Linked DNA regions of Homo sapiens: region 2 is linked to region 1. A link is a contact called in ENCODE Hi-C or POLR2A ChIA-PET data. All regions are on one chromosome and are shown on one strand. The core of a region is the stretch at or near the end of the contact, and the rest is flanking DNA. Distances in the headings are between cores, read along the strand shown. Region 1 overlaps DAB2 (DAB adaptor protein 2). Region 2 has its middle 23 kb from the start of LINC02104.

Region 1 (6,307 bases), core at 2,584-5,083:
TATAAAATACCATGTTCAAATTACCCTGCTAAGCTATCTTCTTGTTCTTTTGCTTGGTATATCTGCTAAATGGAAGGCATTCTTGGTTCAGTCCCCATGTAATGGGCTTTGTACATCCTGTTTTTAAAAAATGGTTTTTAAAAACAAACACAGGTAATCTCTAGGAATAAGGCATTACAGTCTCATGCTAGATCTTTCCTGGTGCCAGCTTTGTCCCCTCCAGCTATTTCACAATTAGACAAGTCAAACTCTCTTTCTTGCCCTCAGTTTTCTAATCATTATAATAAAATGATGTGGCCAAATTATTCTCTATTTTTCTTCCAGCTCAAGTCTAACCCACTTGGTATTTCTTTAAGCAGATAAAGCGTTGTTAAAGTAAACCATCGCACCTCACATAGGTCAGTATATTGAAATGATTTAGGAATCTTTAAAATATATTGATACCTGGGTCTCTATGCCCAGAGACTGTGATCTAATTTATCTGGGAATGCCATGAATATCAATGTTTTAAGAATTCCACAGTAAAATTTTCCCAGATGATGTGAAGCAGAGCTTCTAAACTGTCCGTGATAATGACGTAGGCATGAATTTTAACTCAGGATTCATTGGAACAGGCATCTCTGGGTAACTTAGAGTAGATTTTGTTCCCAGAGTCTGTTTCTATCAGAACCCAACTTTTGTAGGCTCAGAAGGCAGAGCTGAGCAGGAGGTGGCTCTTACACTGGCAAACCATCTCACTTTTCCACCTGGGCTTTACTAGTTAAAATACTAGGCTGGGTGCAGTGGGTCAAGCCTGTAATTACAACATTTTGAGAGGCCAAGGCAGATGGATCACCTGAGGTCAGGAGTTCAAGATCAGCCTGGACAACATGGTGAAACCCTGTCTCTACTAAAAATACAAAAAATTGGCCAGGTGTGGTGGCTGATGCCTGTAATCTCAGCTGTTTGGGAGGGTGAGGCAGGAGAATCACTTGAACCCAGGAGGTGGAGGTTTTAGTGAGCTGAGATTGCACCACTGCACTCCAGCCTGGGCAACAAGAGCAAAACTCTGTCTCAGAATAAATAAATAAATAAAGTATTACACCATTCCACCTTTCCACTTATTAGTCATTTGAGCATAGGTTCTTACTGTTCTAAAAGTGTTTAAACACTTACTGTGGAAATGCAATGTTGGAAAGAGCACAAGACTACACAACACATAGCTTCTGTGACCTAGCTTTGGTTTAATAGTAGCTACTGATATGGTTTGGCTTTGTCTCCACCCAAATCTTATCTTGAACTGTGGCTCCCATAATTCCCATGTATTGTGGGAGGGACCTGGTGGGAGGTAATTGAATCATGGGGGCAGTTTCCCCCATACTGTTCTCTTGGTAGTGAATAAGTCTCATGAGGTCTGATGGTTTTAAAAGGGGTTTCCCTTTTCGATTGGCTGTCTTTCTTGTCTGCCACCATGTAAGACGTGCCTTTCACCTTCCACCACGATTGTGAGGCCTCCCCAGCTACGTGGAACTGTGAGTCCGTTAAACCTCTTTTTCTTTATAAATTACCGAGTCTCAAAAATACAAAAAATTAGCCAGGCATGATGGCAGGCGCCTGTAGTCCCAGCTACTTGGGAGGCTGAGGCAGGGGAATGGCGTGAACCCGGCAGGCGGAGCTTGCAGTGAGCCGAGATCGCACCACTGCACTCCAGCCTGGGCGACAGAGCAAGACTCCGTCTCAAAAATAAATAAATAAATAAATAAATAAATAAATAAATAACCCAGTCTCAGGTATGTCTTTAACAGCAGTGTGAGAACAGACTAATACAGCTACCATTTGTTAAGCACTTTCTAAGCCAGGTGCAGCTGTCGCTATGTAAGTTCTTACTGATTTTTTTTCTAATAGCTCAGCAAACTATATTCTCATTTTACCAATGAAGAAATGAACATTAGATAAATTGTCTCAAGCCACAGAGCCAGGAAATGATGAATCCTGGGTGGGTGGGACTCACAAGCCTGAGCTATTAGCTGCTATGCTATCCCACCTCTACCCAAAGTTAACTGTTTGATAGAATCTTAACTCTGGTCTGACTTGGTTCCAAAAACAGGGAAAGCATCTTGGTTCAAGATTTACTAAGTCCTCTAAGTCCTGCCATATCATTTTCAAAGATTAAAGGCAATGATACCTCCTCGCTGTAAATGCATAACTTGTGGATAGCTCATTGACTCGGGCTTGTTTTGTTAGTGAGGCCCCTACAGTAGTGTCAGCATTTACAAGAAAATCTTCTAAGGACTCCTTTTCAGTATGCATTAGCATAGTCTCATTCCTCAGTGAAACAGGCTGTAAAAATCTTACTGTCTGCTCAGTTTGGTCTTTGCAGAGCAGAAGAGCCTTCCTAAAAGCATAAGAATCCAAAAAAGCAGTTAAAGGAAGGATTTGCATAAAGTATCAGAAACAGTCTAACTTTGCTACAGCATCGCTGGTAATGACCCCTATTCTTAAAGAGCTACTTTGAAGATAGCAGTGAAGGCTGTTTGCTGCCCTCTTGGACCCCGAGGTCTGTCTTAGAGGTTAATATTTCACATGTTGTCCTAATTCCGCACTTTAGCTGAGGCAGGCAGAAAGTTCAAAGAAACAAGGAAGCACATTCTCTGTCCAGTACAAAGTACTGGACATTCTAAACAAATATGTTTATGTTGCTTTCTTCTTGAGTCTCCTTAATTCCTTTCCCTGTGTCTATTATATGTGGCTTCTTGCTAAAAATTAATGGTGTGTTAATGTCAGTGGGATGATGACTTTTTGAAAGTAGCTTATAAAATCCAGGTTAAAATCAGTGGGATTCAAGAAAAGACAAGAGAGACAGTATATATAAGAGAAGAGAAAACACAGACTATGCTCACTTTGAGCCCAATGGCTTATGGCGGATTGATTTTCTGTTGCTGTGTCCATTTCATTATTCATAAAATAGAGACACATTCAGCCGGATGCGGTGGCTCACACCTATAATCCCAGCACTCTGGGAGGCCGAGGCAGGACCTGAGGGAGGTCAGGAGCTCGAGACCAGCCTGGCCAACATGGTGAAACCCTGTCTCTACTAAAAATACAAAAACTTAGCCAGGCATGGTGGTGGGTGGCTGTAATCCCAGCTACTCGGGAGGCTGAGGAAGGAGAATGGCTTGAACCTGGGAGGCAGAGGTTGCAGTAAGCCGAGATTGCGCCACTGCACTCCAGCCTGGGCAACAAGAGTGAAACTCTATCTCAAGAAAAAAAAAAAAAGAGAGACACATTCTGTTTCATAGGCCTTTCGGAATAAGTGTTCTTAGTGGTTGGTATACTAGGTGTTTGTCCCATTCCCCTTAATGTTAAAAATAAATTCCCTACCATCTGTTGAATGGGGCTACCACTAAGTCCTTAACTCAAGTTATTCCTTTTACCAGCATTTTGAGACTGGCAAAGCACTTTTCCTGCCTGCTCTGTATAATTAGGGTAAGAAGGTAGGCTTGGGAGTCACAGGGGAGGATGGTTGACACTTGTATTATGATATTGCTTCAAAACCTTGGAATCATTAAGTAGTACCATTGCTGATGCCAACACATTCCTACTGGTAGAAAGGATAAGGATATATAAGAAGTGCCAACCAACTTTACCCCTATAAAGCCTAGACTAATCATTGTCCACCATGCTGGCAATTGAAGGATTCAAAACACTAGACATTTTATATGAATCACTAAGGACTAAGCAACAGCTGATTTTTATTATTGCAAAGCCCATAGTCATTCTAAGATGACTCATGCAGTCTTCCAGAATAAATTTCTCAGAGCCTTCTCAGAAACCAGGAGAGATGTTGCAAGCTCCAGAATCTCTTGCAGTCATCTGATGCTAGTCCCACAGAAGGGGGAAGTCTCTGCATTCTTTCAGGGAGATTTGCATTAAGTCCAAAATCCAAGTTAGAGATCTTCACTTAAATGGAAGCTAATTTTATTCATATAGCAGAGTTTCCTTTACAGCTTTCTGTTCTATCTGAGGCCTTAAAAAGGAGTCAGGACTATAAGATAACTTTAGATCTTCCTTTGTTTTTACATGTGTCATCTTACTTCTCTTTTCAATCTTCTAATGAAGGAAACAGCCAGTCCCTGAGAACCAGGATAACAAACTAGCTATTTTTAGATGGGGAACTGTGCTTGTGAGCCTTTTTATATGTTTTTGAGCTTTCATTTGTAATCCTTGCCTTGTGATAACACCCCTTGGGTGTATTTCCTGACTAATTTTGCACTTTTTGAACTGAAGGGACCTGAGACTACACCCAACGAGTGAGAAAATTGTATACTTCCTCCTTGTGCTGCACTCACTTGCTTCCCTTTGTAAGAAATTTTTACCATCCTAGAGCTTTCAAACAGACCCCATTGCTTAACATAAGCTAGACACTTTCTTCAACAGAGCCCCAGTTTGGAAAGGTAATCAAAGGAATTAACTAGGGGACTTTTGGTCCTCAGATCCCTTTTCTAGGCCCAATCCCTTTTTTAAATTCAACTCATTAAAAACCCTGCTAAAAGTTTTATGGATGCAAGTGACAATATTCAAATGCATTACATTTGAATATTGACTATTAAGTTTAAACCAATTATTCTCTACAGATGGATCTAAGTCTGTAAGTGAGCTGCCTTCTACCCACTGCATGTTAAATGATAACTTGCCTATTTGACAAGTCTATGATGGGGACGTGCTCTTTAAACCTTGGGAGAAATGTGAATTATCACTCTGGTGTATGCATAACTGGATGTACACTTTTGTTAAAATCTTGCAATAAGTCTTGAACATTTTTTTTGTAAAGGGGTTTGTAGTCTTGGGGCCTGTAAGCAGAGTCTACCTTCTGATCATTTCAGGAAGTAGAGATAGATATATTTTCAATTGTATGGCCTACAATGGAGACTTACCCTTGGCTATTGCAACTCAACATACACATCCATTTTCTTCAGGGAATTTATATTACAGAAACTTTTCCTCCTTATTTTTTTCTTCCTTGTCCCTTGGAATTGCTCATACCCAAATGGCGAAAGGATATAGTCAAAGGAAATCAATTACCTTTAAAGCAATTCCAATGCTATGAAAAGCTGTATTTAAATATCTGAACAGAGAAATTTTTGCTATAAAAACTTACAGCAAGGTAATGCCACTCACCTTAGAATCCTTCCATTTGGCCCAGTCTGCCAACGCTAGATTCGATACCTGGTCTTCAGCTACGTCTTGTGTTACTTTTATGACTAAACCCAGATGCCACCGTTCCCTCCCCCAAAACCCCTCAAAGTGCTTTGTGGCACTTCTCAAATTCTTTTAAAATAGTCTCATGTAAGAATACAAATTGCCAAATTTAATGAGCTAAGTCTTTTCATGTCAGAAATAATACCTTGCAGTGAAGTATGATATCCGGCTTCAAAGATGGGCAACAGACTCTTAAGCCCAGGTCACTTTTTCAGCCAGTGATTCTAACCCAGTTCTGGGCCATCTTGCTGCTGCTATCAACACATGCATTGATGAACTCAACATAATACTGACCTAAGCAAGACAGATCTGAAGGTATAGTCACACACACTTCAATTGCCTCCCATGAAGAAAATAGAATGTATTCTGTTTTGGAATATATTGTTGCAGTTCTTGTTCTGGGCCTAGAAAGTTAAAAGTAGATATCGAAGTATATAAATATAGCCTTGAAAGCCAAAATAATATGGTTTTTAAAAGCATATAAGGATTAATATTCAAGTGAAACACTTGAATCTGCCACATTTAGGGTACCCTTAAAGAATAGTTTTTTGATCTGGAAAATCAAAACAGATTAGCCTTACCATTGTGTCAGTTGGAGTTCAGTCCACACCAGTTATTTTAAAAGATTTTAATGTTAAGCATTAATTCCCACTCGAATACTAACCAGGCCTGACCCTGCTTAGCTTCCAAAATCAGGCTTGTTCATGGTTGTATGGCCGCAGATATTAAGTGTTAACTAGGTATAAGTTGTTAGCTAGAAAACTGAGAGAGTAAGAAGAGAAGATCAAGTCATCACTGGGTAAGTAAACTACAGAAAGCAGCTACCACCTCTAGGGCTGAGGGGACAAAGTTAAGACATTGGAACCATCAAAGTTTATAAAGCTTGCAGGAGGGGGTCTCATGGTGCTGATACTGAGGCCTCTGAGAAGGGAGTACTGCTTAGCTAGTACTGGAGTCCCTGTGCTCTGAGGGCCTGGGACCTGTTGGCCTGGAGAGAGTATGCCAGAGGGCTGATGCTGATGTCTCCAGGACAGGCATGATGAGACTAGTTCTGCAAGTGTTAAAACTG
Region 2 (6,307 bases), core at 1,935-4,434, 140 kb before region 1:
GAAGAATTTGAAAATCAATGATCTCTCAGACCAGGTGTATAAGCAATACAATCACCTTAAAGGCTGATATTATATGGGCTAAGGAGTTTCATTACAGCAAAGCATTTCAGATTCTCAGAGATATTATGGGGAAAAGGATATGAGAAGGCAATAAATTGTCCAGAAAATAGACTGAAACTGATAGAGGGCTGGCAGTAACAGAGTCAGCAAGCAAAGAATACAGTATGCAATATACGTCTTTTTTTTTTTTTTTTTTTTGAGATGGAGTCTCACTCTGTTGCCCAGGATGGAGTGCAATGGCACAATTTTGGCTCACTGCAACCTCCGCCTCCCAGGTTCAAGCGATTCTCCTGCTTCAGCCTCCTGAGTAACTGAGATTACAGGTGCCTGCCACCATGCCAGGCTCATTTTTGTATTATTAGTAGAGACGGGATTTCACCGTGTTGGACAGGCTGGTCTCGAACTCTTGACCTCCGGTGATCTGCCCATCTCGGCCTCCCAGTACTGGGATTACAGGTGTGAGTCATTGCACTTGGCCAGTATGCAATATATATTTATGCAGTGGAGGTAGAAGAATTGAGGGAACAGAGAGAATTCAACAGAACTCATTCAATAATAGCCGAGTCTTCCCTCAGAAGAGTTTTGAGAGAAATAATTGTTAATATCCTATAGCATCATGAAATACTTTGTATATCTGCTCTCAATAAAAAAGAGCTAACATATCAGCTATTTTCAAATATGACTAGCTTACAGTAATATCCTTTCTGATATACTTATCAGCTGGGCTGTCACTGGATACAGAAAGTTCTGAAGCATCTTGTAACTGGCTAGGTACTCATTCTGAACTGTGGCCCAAGCAGGGCTAACATGTCTCTTGGGGCTAACATGTTTGTTTCTTCTTTACACAATGAACTCTTTTTAATTAGAATAAGACTGTGCATTCTGTGTGTCCTCCAAGGGGACCCTGATCTCCAGAGACTTCATTAGAGATGTAGTGAATGAGATATTACCTGTCGGATCCAGCAATAAATCAGTAATGGAAGGTTTGCATTGATAGTAGTCTGGGGTTGAAATTGTTCTTTCTTTGCAGACGTTCAATGAATTTCAATAATTTTACATAAACATCTCATTTATTAAGCAGTATTAACTTAATCAGAAATAAGAAGGCTTTGTATTTCTAAATCATTCTTTTCCAATTATTTTATACCAACACTTCATTCTCCTCTGGCATCTAAGGTAGCTCCATAGTTTCCAGTTGCTTTCTGATATTAAGGCTTAGTCCAATTTAAAACATCAAACATTAGTTTATTCTCCCCTTCTTTCCTCTTCCACTTTACCCAGTGCAAGTAGGAACGGGCACCCTCTCTAATTAGGAGTCTGCCTCAGGTACACCATCACCTTGCATTCCCCTTGTTGTATTCCTCTTCATGGTATCGAGCTGAGAGGTAGAACAGGGAAAGGAAAGAGTGTAATGCTAGCAGGCTGCTATCATAACCTTTCCCTCTTGGTTCCTGCTGTTTTTCTGGCCAGCACAGCCTAGCTGTTGATATCATCTGCAAGGCAGGCCTTCAAATTCTAGCTCTGGGGAATAAAGGTATGAGTTTTTGGAGCTTCAGTGATTTTAAGCCAACTTTTTCAAGCCCCTGAGCTCTCACTGCTGGCCATATAGTGCATGGCCTCGTGTTGCCGGGAATCTGTCTTGGAAAGGAGGTTGAACAAGCCCAGCTACATTCAAAGTAGCATCCACTTGAACCTCAGGCATCACCTGTCTTGGCTCTGAAACTGGGTGAATCCACACTACCCCTACATCTCTTCTCTCTCCAAGACTGTTCTCCCCTGCTCCTATGATGAAGAGGTAAATCCACAAGTCCTTTTCCTCAGCAGATGTCCAATTAGGTAACTAAATTATATGACAGCCTTTGTAAATGAGTCTCTTAGAGCCTCTCAGGAGGTTTTAGGAAGAAAGACCAGGTACTCTAATTTCCCTTCCCTCCCTTGGGGAAGGCAGGGAATTTCCTCTTATCTCAAACGCACCGCATTCTAATGACCCTTGGATCTGCTCCTCTCTGTCTTGTTCCCAGTCTTATTATATAGAAGACGGAGGCTGGCAGCAGTTTGCTGCATCCATCACCTCTTAAGAAGCTTTGGCTCTGACTCTGGTGACTGTCAGTTCAGATATTAAATACTTTCCTGTCCTCAGCCTTGGTCCTAATTACCAACCTCAGAAGTCCCACTAAGAGCTTCTTACATGTGGAAGGTAAACAAAGTTCCTTGGAAGAAAAAAAAAAAAATACAGATAACATACGGATATTTAGAATAGGTATTTGGCCTCAGTTGGGCCGCTGTTAAGATTTTTTCATCATCATCCATTAATTCAACATATTTAGCAAATAAGAACTAAATGCCTACCACAAGTTGAACAAAATGATAGACTCTTATAATTCAGAGAAGAAGAAAATGTATTCCCTGCTCTCTAAATGCCATTTCCTACTGTATAGTATTTAAAATCCAGGACTGTGGATGCCAGTGTGAAGGTAGGGGCTGAGGGCAGTCAGGGCAGAGGGAGAACATACAAAGCTGGAGAAGGCAAGGTAGACTTAAAGAAGAGATGGCATTTGAAAGGGCTCTTAAAAAATGAATGGCATCGATCATCGGGCAGGAAAAAAAAATAGAGGAAATAATATCAAGTAGAGATAATAATGGCATGAGCAAAGACAAAAAGATACAAAGATTGTGAGGCAGTTAATGCCTATGCCTCTGTCAGCGGGGTGGTGAGAATATAGTGAGGGCTGGGCCTCACCAAATCAATTGATTCAAATTCCAAGCTCCTTAACTGGTAAGGAGTGAAAATTCCAATTGAAAATGGGAAATTCCAAACCGGTTAAGGAGTTTGGAATTTTTCTGTATATAAAATGGAGAATTGTTAAAGGTTTTAAAGTGAAATAATGATGCATGGAATACCATTTTAACAGTAAGTCTCAATATCAATATGAAATAGATGAGCAACTAGGGAGTTGGGAGACGACATGATCTGGAGAGCTGGTGAGTGCATGAACTCAGTATATAACAATGAGGAAGGAAGAGAAGGAACAGAGATGAGAAATCTTTAATAGTAGAATTAAATTGAGAATGACTAAGGGATTTTAAGCTTTGGTGTCTGGACGTGTAAGATATGCAGATATTCTTGCTGAGATAGGAAACACAGGAAGAACTGGCTGAGAAGAAGAGAATGAGTTCATTTGGAGATGCAATACTTTAAGGTGATGAAGAACATCTAGGAGGAGCTTCCCAGGAGTCATTTGGGCCTGGAGTTCAAAGCAGACTGGCTAAATGAGGGAACAATCAGTGAATAGAGGAGGCTTGAAGCTAGGTGAGTGCACGAGAGAATGTCCAGTTAGAGTATGTAAAGGGAGCAGGGAGCTTGGGACAGAGCACTTAAAGAACTGAAAAAGGATGGAGAGGAGGTAGTGAAGAAGCTGGAGATAAAGATATCAAGAGAAAAAAATCAGGATGGACCAGTGTCTCAAAAGCCAAGGAAAGAGGAAATGTCCAGCCCGACTGAAGCAGTTCCAGTGTGAAGTGTTAGAGAAAAGCCACATAGAATAAAAACTGAAAAAAAAAAAACTCATAAGATAAAGAAATTGGGAAGTATTTGGGTGATGCTGGATTTAACTAGACCATGCTTCTCTTGTGTTTAGATATTTGAAATGTATGTTTTAAAATAGACTTTTTGGAGAACTCTTAGCTGTCTTTTGTGTCGGAAATCTGTGTAAATGCTGATTTTTCCAAAGAACATGAAATGTGCTTATATCCTTACATTTTTCTTTAGGATAAACAAATTTTGAGCTAATAAGCAAAAAGGAAGAGACATGCACTTAAAAAAAAGCATTTACTGTACATGAAAAGGGCCATTACTAAAACAGTTGGAAGTGATAACAGCAATTTTTCTCTGTAGGAAAGGAAATAACTTAGATTCAGGAAAAGGAGCTTGCTGACAAGGCAGTCAGTCATATGTCTCCCCAAAGGAAGTTAAGAGATTGGTTTTTTAAGGTCACAGTTCAATGGAAAGTGAAGTTGATGTTCACTTGAATAAAGCTTTCTTCACTTATGCTGAGTGGATTATCAAAATAACTAACAGAAACAATAGAATGAGATGGTAATACCTCCCTCAGTCCTCCGAGCTTTTCAATGTCAAGTCAGATTATTTGCTGAAAGAGCAAGCATCTTGAAATATGATGAGAAAGTTCATATAGGATTTTTTTTTTTGCTCAACATCTTAGTCCCATATAGCTACTTAATTGTATATTTTCTTGAATAAATACATCAAGAATAAAAGATTTTCAAAAATATGTCATTCTCCTTTTGTGAAGAACTAGATCAGTGGCTCACCATATAAATGTACAGTATTAGTTCTTATATTCATAGAAAATACATTATCAAATAAAAAACGATTCTTTTATATGTTAATTCTAATAAAAAACTACTTCAGAATATGTATGGACTCAAAGATAACTCAGGAGAAAGGAGATAAGATTAATAAAGTGCTTGCTGTACTTCAGGCATATGCTGAGAATCGTGGTGATATTAATGACATAGTCTATGAGTCATGCCCAGTGACCAAGGGCTCATGTGTCCTCTCAACATTTGAAGCAGTCTTCGAAGCTACCCAAAGCCCCACTGGATGTTGATCTCATCAGAATATGGTTATCAATGATCTTTGACCCGTTGTCATCCTGAATCAAGGATAATTTCGATCTTAGAATAAATGGAGGTAAAAAGAAGTAAAAGACTTTTATCTTGAGCCCCTCACTATAGACTGGTTTCTCTCTCTTTCAAGGGCCTATCTCTCCCCTCTTTTGTTGAAAGCAGGCCTGCTCAACTATACTCAAAGCATAGGAAGCTACTTAGGTCATTTGCATATTTTTAGTATTTTATATTCCTTTGCAACCTTTGTAACTTTTACTTTCTACCCAACGTGAGAATCCCTCCTACACAGTAAGGCATTCAGGTTAAATATCTAGAGCCGAACATTACCCAGACTCAAGTTCTAATTCCTGCACTGTCATTTACAAGCTGCATACTGAGCCAAGTTGCTTGACCATTTCAAGTAAAACCGGGATGACTAAAATGCCTCTATTTGTTAGAACATTATAAAGACTAAATGTGATACTATATGTTATATACTTGGTATAGTGCTAGGAACTTAAATAGTCGTAGGGAGAAAAATTACTTGGCTAGTTTCAGTTACTCATTGTCTTCAATAACAGTCTATCCCATTTTTAAAATTTCAAAACGTCATTCAGTCTTTCCTTTTATTAAGCCAAGTCTATCTTGTTCTCCACTTTGCCCACTAATCTAAATTCTGTCCTCTGGAACACCACAAAATAAATCCAATCTCTCACATTTTTCTGTTCCATTTAGTCTGAACTATCCGCTCTTGGAAAACAAAAATGAACACGACATAGTTTCATTCTGAAATAACCTTAGACGATAGAAGAGAAAACATATGTATACACATATGTATTTGCACATGACATATATTTAGTGTTTAAGGGTGCAAAGGTTTAAGTTGTATATTCAATTATTACATAAATGGAGTACGAGTATTTCAAAGTGCAAGAATAAATGGTTAAATTAGCCAGGCGTGGTGGTGGGCGCCTGTAGTCCCAGCTACTCGGGAGGCTGAGGCAGGAGAATGGCGTGAACCCGGGAAGTGGAGCTTGCAGTGAGCCGAGATCACGCCACTGCACTCCAGCCTGGGTGACAGAGTGAGACTCCGTCTCAAAATAAAAAAAAAAAGAAAGAATAAATGGTTATTGGAACACAAAGGAAAATGTGAAGTCTAACTGTGATTGAGTGGAGGAGAAACTATACTATGCCCTTAAGGATGGGTAAGATGAAAGGGCCTCCTGGAGGAAACAGCATGTACAAAATAACCCAGGCATATTCAGAAAACCAAGGGCTTTGCAGTTTTACTAAAGCAAGCTTTCCAAATTGTGAACTGTAGGCGTAAATCTTTAGAGTTTCAAGGGATATGTTCGTCTATATATGCACCAGACATTGGGTATGGTCTGAATCGCAATAACAAAATGCCTATGGCATGACTTTTCTTAAATGTAATTTAATGCTTGTTAGTATTGATAATAAAGTCAGGCTGGGCACAGTGGCTCATGCCTGTAATCCCAGCACTTTGGGAGGCCGAAGCAGGTGGATCACCTGAGGTCAAGTGTTTGAGACCAGCCTGACCAACATGGTGAAACCCCGTCTCTACTAAAAATACGAATATATATCTGTATATATGGAACAC

Evidence for each region. Hi-C counts contacts between places; a loop is a spot of excess contacts on that map. ChIA-PET counts read pairs that join two places held with the same protein, here RNA polymerase II (POLR2A). Pooled maps may share reads with other maps.
Region 2: a map of IMR-90 shows a loop between it and region 1 (3-fold over the local background). The contact joins two enhancer-like sites. A Hi-C loop is called at or near these places in 19 of 168 maps with a recorded cell type or tissue (DLD1, GM12878, HAP-1 and 12 more) and 7 of 50 pooled maps. POLR2A ChIA-PET finds 5 or more read pairs at or near these places in 8 of 52 experiments (AG04450, BJ, Caco-2 and 5 more).

The regions. Positions count from the first base shown.
Region 1 is chr5:39,397,182-39,403,488 of GRCh38, reverse strand. The region is part of intron 1 of DAB2 (DAB adaptor protein 2); the gene reads left to right. Among named protein-coding and RNA genes, the nearest start is that of DAB2, 25 kb to the left of the region's middle. Within about 2 kb of position 3,833, at least 11 of the 41 ENCODE cell types and tissues checked have a DNase peak (open chromatin) inside an H3K27ac peak, as active enhancers do; they include endothelial cell of umbilical vein, where a contact is called at or near this core.
Region 2 is chr5:39,540,433-39,546,739 of GRCh38, reverse strand. No RefSeq gene overlaps it. Among named protein-coding and RNA genes, the nearest start is that of LINC02104, 23 kb to the right of the region's middle. Within about 2 kb of position 3,184, at least 2 of the 41 ENCODE cell types and tissues checked have a DNase peak (open chromatin) inside an H3K27ac peak, as active enhancers do; they include endothelial cell of umbilical vein, where a contact is called at or near this core.